Regions from separate parts of the Homo sapiens genome. Here region 1 is linked to region 2. Evidence: chromatin contacts called from ENCODE Hi-C or POLR2A ChIA-PET data. All regions are on one chromosome and are shown on one strand. Each heading gives the region's core, a stretch centred on a gene start or an enhancer-like site at or near the end of the contact. The rest is flanking DNA. Distances are from core to core; before and after follow the strand shown. Region 1 has its middle 16 kb from the start of C12orf71. Region 2 holds the start of BMAL2 (basic helix-loop-helix ARNT like 2).

Region 1 (6,883 bases), core at 87-2,586, 270 kb before region 2:
CTTTCTTCTTCCTCCTCCTCCTCCTTCTTCTTCCCCCTTCTTTCTTCTCCTTCTCTTCTTCTTCCTCTTCCTCCTTCTCCTCCTTCTTCCTCTTCCTCTTCTTCTTCCTTCTCCTCTTCTTCTTCCTTCTTCCTCTTCTTCCTTCCTCCTCCTCCTTCTTCTTCCTCTTCTTATTCTTCTTTCTTCTTCCTCTTCTCCTTCTCCTTCTTCCTTCTTTTTCTTCTGCTTCCTTCTTCCTCCTCCTCCTCCTGCTGCTGCTTCTGCTGCTTCTTCTTTTTCTTCTTCTTCCTCTTCTTCTTCCTTCTTCTTCTTCCTCCTTCTACTTCTTCCTTCTTCTTTTTCTTCTCTCCCTCCCTTCCCTCCTCTTTCTTTCTTTCTTTCATTCTTTATGTTTCTTTCTTTTTCCTTCCATCCTTCCTTCCCTCTTTCTTTTCTTTTCTTTTCTTTCTATCTTTTCTTTCAAAGTGTGCTCTTGCTATGTTGCCTGGGCTGGACTCAAACTCTAGGCTCAAGTGATTCTCCCACCTCAGCCTGCCAAGGTTGTACTCCAACAGTAGTCTTTCGTTTGTTCTTAGTGGGCCATCACGTACAGCTACTTTTACTTATACTTACTTTTTAGTATGATGAAAACTCAAAAAATATAATGGTTCATGTTTATAAATATTTTTTGTATTCAGTCCTGGCAGGGCCAAATAATTAGAGCTCTGTGCTGAGGGAGGGATTGAATATACTCAGTGCTTCTTAGTCAATGTGAATTTCTCTGGAGCACATTTAGGCAATGCTTATTTTCTCATAATGCTCCCCCAATCTTCCCCCTTTTTTTCATTTTACATATTGTTTTGAATTGGATTTCATAGAACATAGGTATTTTTTTCTTCCTTTTAAACTGTTCTATTTTCTCCTTTCTTATTCCTAGCCAAGAGCCCTGATCCAGGTGAAGTGTGTAAACCTTGCACGTGGAATTCCCAGCAAAGAAGCTGTAGGGATCGGGATAGGGCCTGGGAAGTGTCTGACTTACAGAAACCCACCATGTCTTGTTCTCTGCTGGAGACCTCTGCTTCTCCATCTTGTGAACATCCACAGGCCCCCTGCACCGTAATCTTGCCCTCTTACTGTTGACTCAGTCCTCATGGAAGTGTAAGTGCCCTTCCTTCTGTTCATGATGTTCCAGGGCAGGAGATGAGGGGGCTGAGTAGGGAAGAAGAGAAGGCCCAGCTCCTGTCTGCTCAGACCTGGGCTGACCTCTGCCCTGGGGCTCAGGCTGGGACTTGTATTTTACCATAAAGGCCCTATAACAAGTGGTGGTTGGATTTTGGTGTTAGTCAGCTGTGTTGTGGACTGACTGGGATTTTCTGCACTAGCTTTTAATCTAATTGTTACTTGGTTACATCGATTGTTTCAGCTCTTTCATAAGCAGCTTAAGGAACCACTTCCCCAAATAATCTTGGGTCTAAGTCTGAAACAGATGAAAGTGAAATCGCTGTGCCCATGGCTGCACATCCACTCACTTCTGCCTCTGCTCTCTGAAGCATCTTAGGGTGGGAGTCCTAGGAGCTCACTTTGAAAACTGCTCATTAACATGACTGTTTACTTTCAGAGCACACCCTAGTCTTAAAATTGAGCTTGCCTGTTTGTATATAATAAATTGCTTAAAACTTGCTGGGATTGGTGTGTATATATGGGCCATATATGAAGCCAGTGGTAGGAGAAAGCAGAATGGACAGATACTTACCTGATGTGATTTAATGGGGTGTTGAGAAATTCCATGATGAAAATCCACACCCCCATTCATTCCTGAAGTTCCATAGTCAGTAATGCATTTTATTTCACTGTTAAGCAACTGCCTTTTGTGAAGCTTTTTTTTTTAAATAAAAATATCCTCATGAAGGATATCCATTAAGTTGTTGTAACCTTGGAGTTGATCCTTTTGCTTCCTTACTTGATTAAACATCCGGGGTTAATGAATCCTCAAAAGGACAAATGGAAGGAAACAGCCACATCCGTACGTCATAATTTTGTCTAGGACTGGCCCTGACTCTGTATGCATTTGTAAAACACATGTGGCAATATCTCTTGTATTTAACTTGGAGACACCTTGCTTTCTCCTTTGGGTGCAGGTAGTTCTGAGGTATTTGAAGAGAGAGCATCTCAAAAGGAAATTTTACTCTTCTTAAATATTCTTTTAGTACCAAAATATATTTTATTACTGTATCATGGTGAAGATGTATGTGCCCATATATACTAATGGGGATTTTCCCATAAGCATGACTTATTTAAAAGAGATAAGAGAATCAGAAACTCAATTCAGAAACAATATATGTATTTCTACATATTGTCTACAACTTGTTCCTGTTGGATAACAAAATAATAAATTGTGGGCATTTCTTATTTTTTAAATCTTAACAACAAAATATTGCAAAACCACGGTTCATTCATTTACTCAGCAAACATTCATAGCGTACCTACCATGCGCTACTTGGTTTCAGCAGAAAAAATCAGTCATCAGGGAATATTTGAGGTTGTCCAGTAACTGAGGAAGGAAGGCAGAGAAGGGTGGAGTGCTAGATGGGGAAGAATGGAAGAAGGAGGATAGGAGAGAAAGGATGGATGGAAGTCAGTCCTTAACACATGTTTTGTTGTTTTTAATTACACTCATGTTACCTAGTTTGATGTTCTTTGTTAATATAATAATTAGCCATTTGGTGCTTTTATTTTTTCTGGTGTGCTATAATTTGAAATCAGTTTTAACTTGTTTTTGTATTTGTTTCTTTTTAGTATAAAAGAACTTGTGTGGATTAGCTTGCTAAATACATCCAAGATTTGAAGAACTGAAAACAAAATCAGTATTAAACCTGCTTTTTAAAAATGTAAGTGAAGTAACTTCTGGCCATGGTTCATTTCAGACCTCTCTAAAGCCTGCAATTACCTCTCAGTGTATGTGAATTTTTTTCCAGGAGTAAAGTTACTTGACTCTAGTGAGTCTACTCATTAAGTCTAGGAGTGTTTGTATCTGCTCGCCCTTTTAAAACCTGTAAATTCTAAGAGTAGTATGAATAACATAGGTGGCTGTAGGATTTAGACGTGGTGTGGCAGACAGTGAGCAAATCTTCATTTGGCACTGAGAAGGAAAACACAGACTTGGTAGAACATAAAATAAAAAGCACAGCCCTATTCTCAAGTCCTTCATCACTCTTCACCTCACAGACCATTTCACTGCCTTATCTACACCAGCGAGAATTGCTAGTTGACCCATTAATGACCCAGTAGGCTTAGAATATGAGGTGTTGGTTTCTCACAGGCATATTTACCCACTTTCTCCCTATTTCTCTTGCTCAGTAATAATAACTACTATTTATTGAGCTTCTACCAAGTGACAGGCATTTGATTAATTTGATTCCATGTTCATTCTACAAATAGTGTTTCTGAATGCTTGCCGTGTACCAGGCATGGCCCTGACACTACTTATTACCTTATCTTCAAGGCACCCTTGCAGGGTAACAGTTAACACTTCCGTGGTCTGGATGAGGATACGAGAGAGGTAAGGAGCGTGCTGACGGTCACCTAGCCAGTGAATGTGAACTGTCTGACTTTCTCTGATTTGCCATATCCTTAAACGTGTTTAGATGCTCTTCCTGGCATGGATGTAAATAAGAGATTGGAACCTCCTGGATTGTGTTCATAAGAGGAATGTGATCCTCATCCTTCTAAACTTTGTCTGGAGTCACAGAAAGCAAGGAAGTTAGAGAAACATCCTGTCACACAGCTTTGGTACCTGTGTGGGGAGCTAAGAGATCTGATGTCCAGTTCCTTCCAGTCCTTTAATGAATTTCCTCTGTGTCCATGAGCTATCTAACATCCATGGGAAACAGTTGATCTTATGCCAACCAAGGGGCATGGACCAGATGCTCTCAAGAGTCTCTCAGTCAGCTCTTTGCTGAGGGACCTTATGCATGGAGGAAAGTGCACACATCGCTAAGTGGATAGCTTGATGGAATAGTTGTTACAAAATGGACACACTTCTGCAATCAGCACCTTGATTAGTAGAAAATTACCAGCACCCCAGAGCCCTCCTCCCCTCATGCTCCAGGAGCAACCGGTATGCTGCCTTGTGATGCCTTTGTTTAGTTTGTTTTTATGAATAGAATCATACAGTGAATATTCTTTTGTGTCTAGCTTGTTTTACTTATTATGTTTGTGAGATCTACAATATTGTATACAATACTTTTTTTGCATTCTCTTTGCTCTAATGCTATTCAATTGTATAGCGATTTTACAGTTGCTGGACATTTACGTAGTCTCTTGCTTGGGCATATTACTAATAGTGCTCCTATGAATGTGTTGTGCATATCTTTTCATTATGATCGTATTTTGTTTGTTCAGGGACTAAAGTCATTTTGATTCGGTGGCACTTTGGATTGATGTTGAACTTTAGGTAGCCAAGTGATTTGTCTGCTTCAATGTGATGTTCCAAGGTGCTTACTCAACAGGATCAGATGAAGATGTTTTTGTAGATTACTCTTGTGGGGTGTGGCCAGGTGGAAGCCCTCTCTGATATGTGAGTGGTGTGGTGAGGCTTATTGTCCTGGCAGAGAAGGGTTTTGATTGCATGGTACAGGAAGGGACTATGTAGGGGAAGGGGAAATAGATCCAGAAGAGAGATGTGTCTGGATTCCCATAGAAACTGTCAGGATATCTTACCAATCAGATCAAGAACCTGGAAAAGTAAGAGCCCCAGGGAAGACTCAGCTTGTGAGACCCGATGTGTCTAGGGAGACGAATAGAGAAAGAAAAATTGAGGCAGGCCTGAACTCAGAAGGAGCTCTCAAAGAATTTTCTGAACAAATTCATTAAGCCTAACTTGTTTTAAGGAAGCTTTGAAAAACCAGTCCCTAAAAGTATGAATCTTGAGCCAAGAATGAACTTAAAGTATAGAACTAGGAAAAAATGTATTTTCCCAAACAAATATGGGATGTGAGCATGTGGGCTTTGCCTTAAGACCTTTCTGCATTCAGATCACAATTCCACCACTTTCTTGTCTCATGACCTTTCTGGGTCAGCTTCCACATCTGTAAAATGGGGTGGTAAAATCTCCACCTCTAAGATGCCCCCAAAATCTGCTGTAACAATTGACTACAATAGTGTTAGTATTATGCTTCAGGGCACATAGACCTAGCACTAAAAATGATAGTCATTTTATTTCTCATTCTTGTTACTAAGGTTACCCATTTGTATCTGATACTTTATGAGAGTTTTCAGATCACTTTTTAAAAATATGAGACTTTTTTTTTTTTTTTTTTTTTGAGACAGAGTTTCACTCTTGTTGCCCAGGCTGGAGTGCAATGACGCCATCTTGGCTCACGGCAACCTCCGCCTCCTGGTTCGAGAGATTCTCCTTCCTCAGCCTCCCAAGTAGCTGGGATTACAGGCATGAGCCACCATGCCCAGATAATTTTGTATTTTTAGTAGAGATGGGGTTTCTCCATGTTGGTCAGGTTGGTCTACGAAATTCTGACCTCAGATGATCCACCCGCCTTGGCCTCCCAAGGTGCTGGGATTATAGGCATGAGCCGCCGCGCCCGGCCGAGACTTCGGTTTTTAATTTAAGTGTAGTGAATACTAACAAGAAAAGATTTTTTCTACTTGCCTCATCTTAGACTGAAACTCAGAGGAAGGATGAAGGGAGACATTTGTCACTGTGTCCTTGGCATGTCCCTCCCTAGGGTGAGTCAGTGAAGACACTCTTGGTTGTCTGAACTGGTTTACTTAGTTCACAAGAGACCAGTGGAGCTGAGATTTGTGGAAAAATAGGGTCATTTTGCACAAAGGAAATTTGTAATTTTATACATTATACTTTTTTTCCTTTTTTTTTTTTTTAAAAAAAAAAGACAGTCTCAGTTCATTGCCCAGGCTGGGGTACAATGGTGCGATCCTTGCTCACTGCAGCCTTGAGCTTCTGGGCTCAAGTGATCCTCCCACCTCAGTCTCCTGAGTAGCTGGGACTACAGGCGTGTGCCACCATGCCCGGCTGGTTTTAAAATTTTTTGTAGAGACAGAGTCTTGTTGCATTGCCAAGGCTGGTCTTGAACTCCTGTCTTCAAGTGATCTTCCCACCATGGCCTCCCACAGTGCTGAGATTACAAGCGTGAGCCACTGCTCACGGCAATACTTTCAGTCTTAGGTGTTCTGGCAACTGGCAAATATATGAAATTTCATTTGCCTAAGAGTGCAGGCAACACCCTAGTCTCTCCTCTGTGCCAGTGGTCCTTGAGTTCATGGATGATAGTGGTGAATGCTGTCTGGTTATACCACTTTTGAGGCTGAATGGACCCAGGCACAAGAATGAGGTGGGAGCCCCTTGTTCAGCTTCATCTCTGTCTTCCCTTCATTAGGCCAAGGAAGGCTGTGGGACTGTATGGTTAGCTATTCACTCAGGCTTGCCTGTATCATCACTCCACCCTGTAGTGTAGTGGTTTGTAAGTAGGCAATTTGTAGCCACTGAGATAATGTCATCCCCAAAGAAACGCATCTACTATGGATTTATCCTTTGCGCCTTTTTCTCTGTATCCTTTTTGCAGTCTTTGTCACTTTGATTATTATGTGGGGATTGGGGCTTCCTATCTCCTGACCGTCTTTTGTGAACTAAACATTATTTTAGGGAATTCGTACTAAAATTCTGAAAGCACTGCTTGGGGATGGCAGTCTTATTTGGGATTGTGTCACATGTTGTTTGTTTTGTGCTTAATTGGTTCATGATAACTTGGACAATATATAAATGATCTTGGTTTCATCATGTAACTCACAAAATGTTTTCTTTTACATTTTTTTTCTTTAGTGCTTTCTCCTTTTCCTACCAAATATCTAGGCTCACTTTTACCATCAGATA
Region 2 (6,533 bases), core at 684-3,183:
GTGGTTCCTAATTCCAGATGGACAAAGGAGTATTTGTTCCACCTTTAAAATATTTGTTCTTGCCTGAGTACTTAGCAATGAAAGAAAATTAATGAACAAATTAAGTGAAAGGCAAGCAATGATTCCTGGAGAGCAAGGCAGCTCCAGGGCTTTTGGCAGGGGAACCATGCTGACCAGAAGGAACTGTGTGCATTCTATTACACAAATTCTCTAGCATTCTATTATACAAATCATCCAATCACCTTTCTCACATTTTTTTTTCCAAGTTGAAAATATGAGAAAACCACTCACTGGAAATGAGAGATTACCTTCCTATCCATCTGGCAAGACATTATATGTCTCTCTGCCTTATCCTATGGGTTATATAGCTACTCTTTAAAAAACAAAAAAATCATGTCTTAGAAAGTAAAGCTCCAGAGCATAAAGAAAAAAAGAGAGCAAGCAGGCTTTAAACCTGAGCAGTAAGGGGAATACCTATTAAGCAATGAAAGGGTTGTGCCCCATGGAATGCTGTAGGTCGGCTTTGTTTGTGCATTATTACCCTTCCTGCTTTCGTATTTTAGATTCTGGATTCCCCTTCTCTTGCTTTCAGGCTTTGGTGGAAGTGAATCATCGTTTCTAAGAAACGGGGACTGCAATGATTCACAGGCAAGCTTACTGGACACCACAATAGGAACTCCTAAGAAGGAGACCTAACTTTTATGGTCTTGCTTCTACTATCTACTAGCTGAGTGATCCTGGCCAAAATACTCGACATCTCTGAACTTCTGTTTCTCTACTAAGACAGGAATTAAGAAAGAGGTTGTGAGGCTCACTGAGCCGATAAGGGGGAAAATGCATTGTAAGCAAGGCCATGTATAGAATAGTATTTACATTTTAACCCAGATCTTAAAGCCCAGGTCTAATTAATTCTACCTGTTACCCCTTGGTAAACCACCTCAAAATAGTGTACACTTGTCTGGAAAGCCAAGGTTTGATCACATTCGGGAAACCCTGTATGGAATTACTGTTTCTAGCTGCCAGGAGAAGTTGGTGTTGGTAGAATTTGGGGTGGAGTTCCAAGTCAAAGCTAGGAATGAGACGTTTCAAGACTGGTTTTGATTAGGGATGTGTCTTGGTGTGTGTTGAGGACAGCACAGTTTTCAGCACGTCTCCCTTACCTCTAAAGTCCTAGCCCCTGCTTAAGCCTGCAACAGTTTTCTCCTGTCATGCCCACTTCTGCTTGGGAACACACTTCCAAACCCTCTGCCCAGCCTCTCACAATGGCCCTAAGTACTGCCCTGAGGACACATAAGGTGCTGGTTAAGACGTTGGAATTGAGTCCTTGTAGGAAAGTTATTACCTTTAGGCTGGTTGCAAAGTTTGATTTGGTGTCTTCTCTACTGTGACTTTCCTTTACTTACTTCTACTAGATTACCAAGGAATGGGTCTAGGGACCAGTGGGAGGGCAGCAAACCAGTGTATTCTAGACACGTGGCCATAGGATGTAGGGCTGTCAAGTGATGCCCAAAAGATCTTGTTTCTGGATTTACCCAACCGTTCCAGGAGGCAAAACGGCTTCCTCGGGACCCTCTCTCTGTCATCTACACTCTCGTCTCTGCAGCTAAGCCCTTCCTTAAGCAGAAAAGAGCAGGGTCTCTCGTCCAGCACCCTCCTCCCCAACCCTAGCCCCGTGCCCTCCGCTAACCCACCGTGCAATTATCTTCATTCATCCTTTACCTTTGCCCCGAGGGTCTAACAACTGCAATCTTCGGAATGCTGGGACAAAGCTTACTATGAGCATGGAAGCCTGTTTTCAATAGGGTGGTTGCTAGAAGGACTCAACTGGCCTTTTAGTGCTTTGCTGCTCGCGGGAGGGCTCGGCGGGGCGGTGTCCGCAGCGACTCCGCCCTTGGCCCGGGTCTCTTTCCCGCCGGGAAGCCCCGCGGCGCCCAGAGCGGCGGGCGGCTGGCTCCAGTCCGCATGCTCAGTAGCTGCTGCCGGCCGGGCTGCGGGGCGGCGTCCCGTGCGCGCCTACGGGCTGCGGTGGCGGCCGCCGCGGCACCCGGCAGGGCCCGCCAGTCCCCGCTTCCCTGCTCCAGAGCCGCCGCCTGGGCCGGGGCAGGGCGGGCCCGGGGCTCCTCCATGCTGCCAGCCGCGGGGCTGCGGAGCCGACCAAGTGGCTCCTGCGATGGCGGCGGAAGAGGAGGCTGCGGCGGGAGGTGAGGTTGCCGGTGGCGAGGCGACGGCCCCAGGTGGGCGCGCGGCGTCTGACGCGCTGGGGGCGTCCCCGCGACGCCAGGTCTGCCCCCGCTGCCCCGAGGGAAGCGCCCGCGCCTGTCCTCTCGGGCCGGAGCATCGCCTCCGAGGGGCGGTGGGACAAGGCCGCCCCGTGGGGCACAGGTGCGGCGCGGCGCCCGGCGCGTCCTCCCGGGGAGCGGGACGCGGGGAGGGGAGCTGGGGTCGCCGCCGGCGCTCAGGACGCGGTGTCTTGGTCCCGGGCCGGGCGCATTGGCGAAAGGGAGCCAGCGGGGGACCTTGCACCCGGCGCTGGGAGCATCCGCCTCCACCCACTGCTGGGCGCCCGCGTCGGCGTCGGCATGGCATGCACTGCTGCGGGGACTTCCTATATTTCTTCTTTCTTTTGTGTAAACCAGTTGTCAGCAGCCTCGGACCTAGCCCGGTTCCTGTGAACCCCTCCCCTCTGAGCTGATAATACTCGCGGCTTCCCGGCTTGAACCGCTGCCCCGCGGTGGAGCGCGCAGGTGGGCAGGTGCGCGTGGACGCGGGGCCACACTCCGGGATCGCAGCCCGCTCCGCGACAGCCCTCCATAAGCGACAGGCGGCTCGTGTCTTTCACCGCTGAAGCTTCAGGAAAGCCGTCAGTGGAGTTAGCTTGTTCGATTATGTATTTCTGTGGTATTTTTGTGAATGGAGTTGGAAGTTTGCGGTGCTTTTTCCTTCTCGCTAGTATTCACTGGCAGTATTCTGTAGTTCCTTACAACGGGGCCTTTGGGACCACTGCTCACAATTACGGAATGAATACAAAATAGCTGTTGTTTAAGACAAATGAGAGGCAGGAAAACAGAAATAACTGAAGGAAGACTGGCAGAGAAGTTCAGGGAAGCAGTTAATTCTCCCCTTTCCTTTTGGAATAAGATGATAGAGTTTTAGATTCTTCTCTGAAATAAGGCAATGAGAGGAGGTGGCTTTCGAAATTCTAATATAATTGTGGGAATTTACATCATGGGGCGATTTCAGAAATTCGATCATTTGAATATTCGTAGTCTTAGGTAAACCCTTTGTTGAAAATAGAAGATGGCACGTGTGGTGTTTATAAGCTCTGACACCCTTTCTGCTCCGTCTTGTGACTGAGCTCTGCCCTTTACTGTCTGTGTCACCCAGGTTATTTGAAATCTCTTAGTCTAAGTTCCCCCATCTGTAAAATGGAGATAACTATGCAGTCTGCCTTATAGGATTGTTAGGAGTAAATGAGATATGAGATATGAATGCAAATAAAATGCTTAGCCCAATACTTAGGAAATAGTAAGTGCTTCATAAAACATTAACTTAATGTAGTTATTAATTTACAACTTCAATTTGCTTTGTGAAATTGGTGAGTGCTGTCTGGTCCATTAAGAAAGTGTTGTCCCTTGTGAGTTAAAATTGGCCAAACTGAAAGGAAGTGAAAATGCACCTACTAATTCAAAGAAAATGCACCTACTAATTCCCCAGATAAGTCTTACGAACTTACAACAAGCTTTTAGATAAAGTTTAATGCTATTTATCTAACTATTTTAGATTAATAGTTTATTGCTCTTTGCATACCAAATGTAAAGCTGGGAATAATAAAAATTAAATTTTCTTAATTAAGGGTAGCAATGTTTCTGTGCGGGCTGGGAGAGCCCGCAGGTATGAGTACCTAAGATGTCACAGACATTTCACAGGGGTGCTTCTGTTAGTCTTACAACAGCGTTGTGAGGTAGGTAGTATCTCCATTTCACAGATGAGAAAACTGAGGCTGGCTCACAGTTATACAGCCAGGACATGACAGAACTAGAGTTAAAATCCATGGCTGTCGCCCATACTCCTTTCTTTTCTTTCCCATCTGACTTGGTGGTGCTAATGAGCAAGTGTGCTCACTTCCAGACACCTGCTTATCTAAAGAGTAGTAAAAAATAGAACGCTCAACGAAACCTCTAGGAGGAAAAAATGTATATGTATTTTTACTATTTCTCCCTATTCCCAGAGGGAAAACAAAAACAGGCCTCTGGGCCAGTTGGTGGCCATCTACAAAACTAGCCCTAAGGTTTTGTTTTGCTTTGTTTTGTTTTGTTTTGTTTTGTGTTTTTTTAACAGTGTAAACCAAACTATGGGTTTCCCCACCCCATCAGTTTTAGATGGTAAACACCGAAATTGAGCATGCTGCCAAGTGACTGGGTGTCCTCCTAATAAATGATTCCAGAATCCTTGGGGTAGGAAGAGGGCAGTCTTGGGGAGCAGCACATTTCCAAGACTCACTGCCAGAGATGGTCTGGGGTTGAGGCCTCTGTGGGGCAGCTTTCTCACCTTCCGTTTTCTTACCAGCTCATGTTTTCACCTATGATAGTGTAAGATCCAATTCTTTTACATGTAGTTCTGCAATTACAGTGGTTTAAATTTACTTTGTGAGTCAGAAATCAAACGTCATGTCCCAATCAATTTTGCCTAAGCTCCTGTTACTGGCATGGATCCTTGGGCAAAATTTCAGCCAGAAATGCATTATTCAAGATAAACCAGGATGGGCTAATTACTTTTCACATATTTAAGGGGGAGGAAAATAGAGAAGGAAAGAGAGAAAGAGTGAGAGGAGGGAGAAGGCAAGAGAGGAGGTGTGAAGTAAAGAGAGGAGGAGAGGGGAAAGGAGGAGGAAGGAGAGAGTGAAGGAAGGAGAAGGGGAGGAGGGGAGGGACTGCCACTCCATCAAAGTTTGACTCCAGGAAAAACAAAAACTAACGTTTAAAATATATAGGGAAAGCCAAAATATCAGTAGGAGAATACAGTGATTTCAGTTTACTTTGTCCTTGTGAAATGACTCCCTAGTTCTAAAAAGCATGATGTTCTGTGCTGTGAACATTGAGGTAGCATCCTTTTGAAATCTCCATTTGTGTCATGTTCAGGAAATCATAAATGAGCAAATAACAATTCATTCTGGTAGCCCTAGTTTTCAGTTGTCTCATTTAATTGAAGACCTCCACTTCTCTGCATTGACAACTGAGTTACTCGGGTGCTTGGGGTCTGGGTCATTAGTCAGCATCATCATGGTCATAAGCATTTTCAGGGACCTCAGAGTGTGCCATGTGCCCTACAGGAGGCAAGGGCACCTGAGACATCCGCCTGTTCTGTGAGACAGTGATTTCCTGCCCTGGTTTTTGCAAGGTTACTACCTGTAGTGGCTCCCCTGGTTCTCAGCATCCCAGCCCTCTGTAGCCCCTGCCTTGCCCAGTGCCTCACCCCTTCCCAGTGGCAGGAGCCAGTGGGAACTAAGAGCCTTCAGTGTAAGCCCTTATTGGAGCTAGGACTGCAGGTGAGATATGTTCTCTGTAGTAGCGTGTAGTATTTCTAGATATTTACTGATAATTTATGCAATACTTAGCTATGTATGCCCTGCCGCACCCTGTTTCCTTCTCTTACTCAGGTGCTGTCACACTTACTGGTCCCTGACACATACTGTTTACATTGTATCACACTAGGCTATAATATCCCATTTACCCACCCAATTTTTTAACTTAAAATATTTTTAAACCTGGCTGGGCGCGGTGGCTCACGCCTGTAATCCCAGCACTTTGGGAGGCTATGGCAGGTGGATCACCTGAGGTCAGGAGTTTGAAACCAGCCTGGCCAACATGGTGAAACCCTGTCTCTACTAAAAAATACAAAAATTAGTCCGGCGTTGGTGGTGCGTGCCTGTAATCCCAGCTCAGGAGGCTGAGGTGGGAGAATCACTTGAACCTGGGAGGCAGAGGTTGTAGTGAGTCGAGATCATTCCACTGCACTCCAGCCTGGGTGACAGAGCGAGACTGTCTCAAAAAAAAAAAAAAAAAAAAAAAGTATTTTAAACTTCCTTAAAACTTCTTAAAATCAGTTCAGTTATACAGTGTTAACATTCTCACCTGAAAATACTTAAATGGTTGGCATGATAGGAAATTTGACATTTATGTAGCTAAATTATTTGTATTTCATTTCTCTAGTCTTTAATCTTATGGTTTAAATCTCTAGATGGTACCATTACAGCGAGATTAAAAACAAAGAAGTCTAAAGGAAAAGGAAATGTAAAGAGAATCATTCTTCCACTCTATGCTTTGCATTAAAGGATATTTAGAATTGAAGGTTAAGACTATTGTGATAAAACAATAACTTCCAAGACATTCAAAGTGTTTTACTTACAACATTTCATACATTTTTAAGTAGATTAGAAATATACTTTATCATATTTTCCAAGCATATCACAGGGAAAGTAGAGAATCATCTACTACCCTTCTTGACCAAAGTGCCTCCACCTTTGCCCCTGTGAT

What was found. A loop is a pair of places that touch in the nucleus more often than their neighbours do. ChIA-PET counts read pairs that join two places held with the same protein, here RNA polymerase II (POLR2A). Pooled maps may share reads with other maps.
Region 1: a loop to region 2 is called in a pooled map, with 2.0 times the contacts of the local background. The contact joins the enhancer-like site here to the promoter of BMAL2 in region 2. A Hi-C loop is called at or near these places in 1 of 50 pooled maps. POLR2A ChIA-PET finds 5 or more read pairs at or near these places in 3 of 52 experiments (OCI-LY7, Panc1 and activated CD4-positive, alpha-beta T cell).

Annotation. Positions count from the first base shown.
Region 1 is chr12:27,063,360-27,070,242 of GRCh38, forward strand. No RefSeq gene overlaps it. Among named protein-coding and RNA genes, the nearest start is that of C12orf71, 16 kb to the right of the region's middle. Within about 2 kb of position 1,337, at least 2 of the 41 ENCODE cell types and tissues checked have a DNase peak (open chromatin) inside an H3K27ac peak, as active enhancers do.
Region 2 is chr12:27,330,903-27,337,435 of GRCh38, forward strand. BMAL2 (basic helix-loop-helix ARNT like 2) reads left to right here and starts at 1,934. Exons shown (of 17, transcript NM_020183.6): 1 at 1,934-2,201. The coding sequence starts at 2,171. It overlaps LOC124902906 (a long non-coding RNA gene), which reads right to left and starts at 1,895. Exons shown (of 2, transcript XR_007063255.1): 1 at 1,720-1,895. RefSeq lists silencers at 1,818-2,287, 2,308-2,427.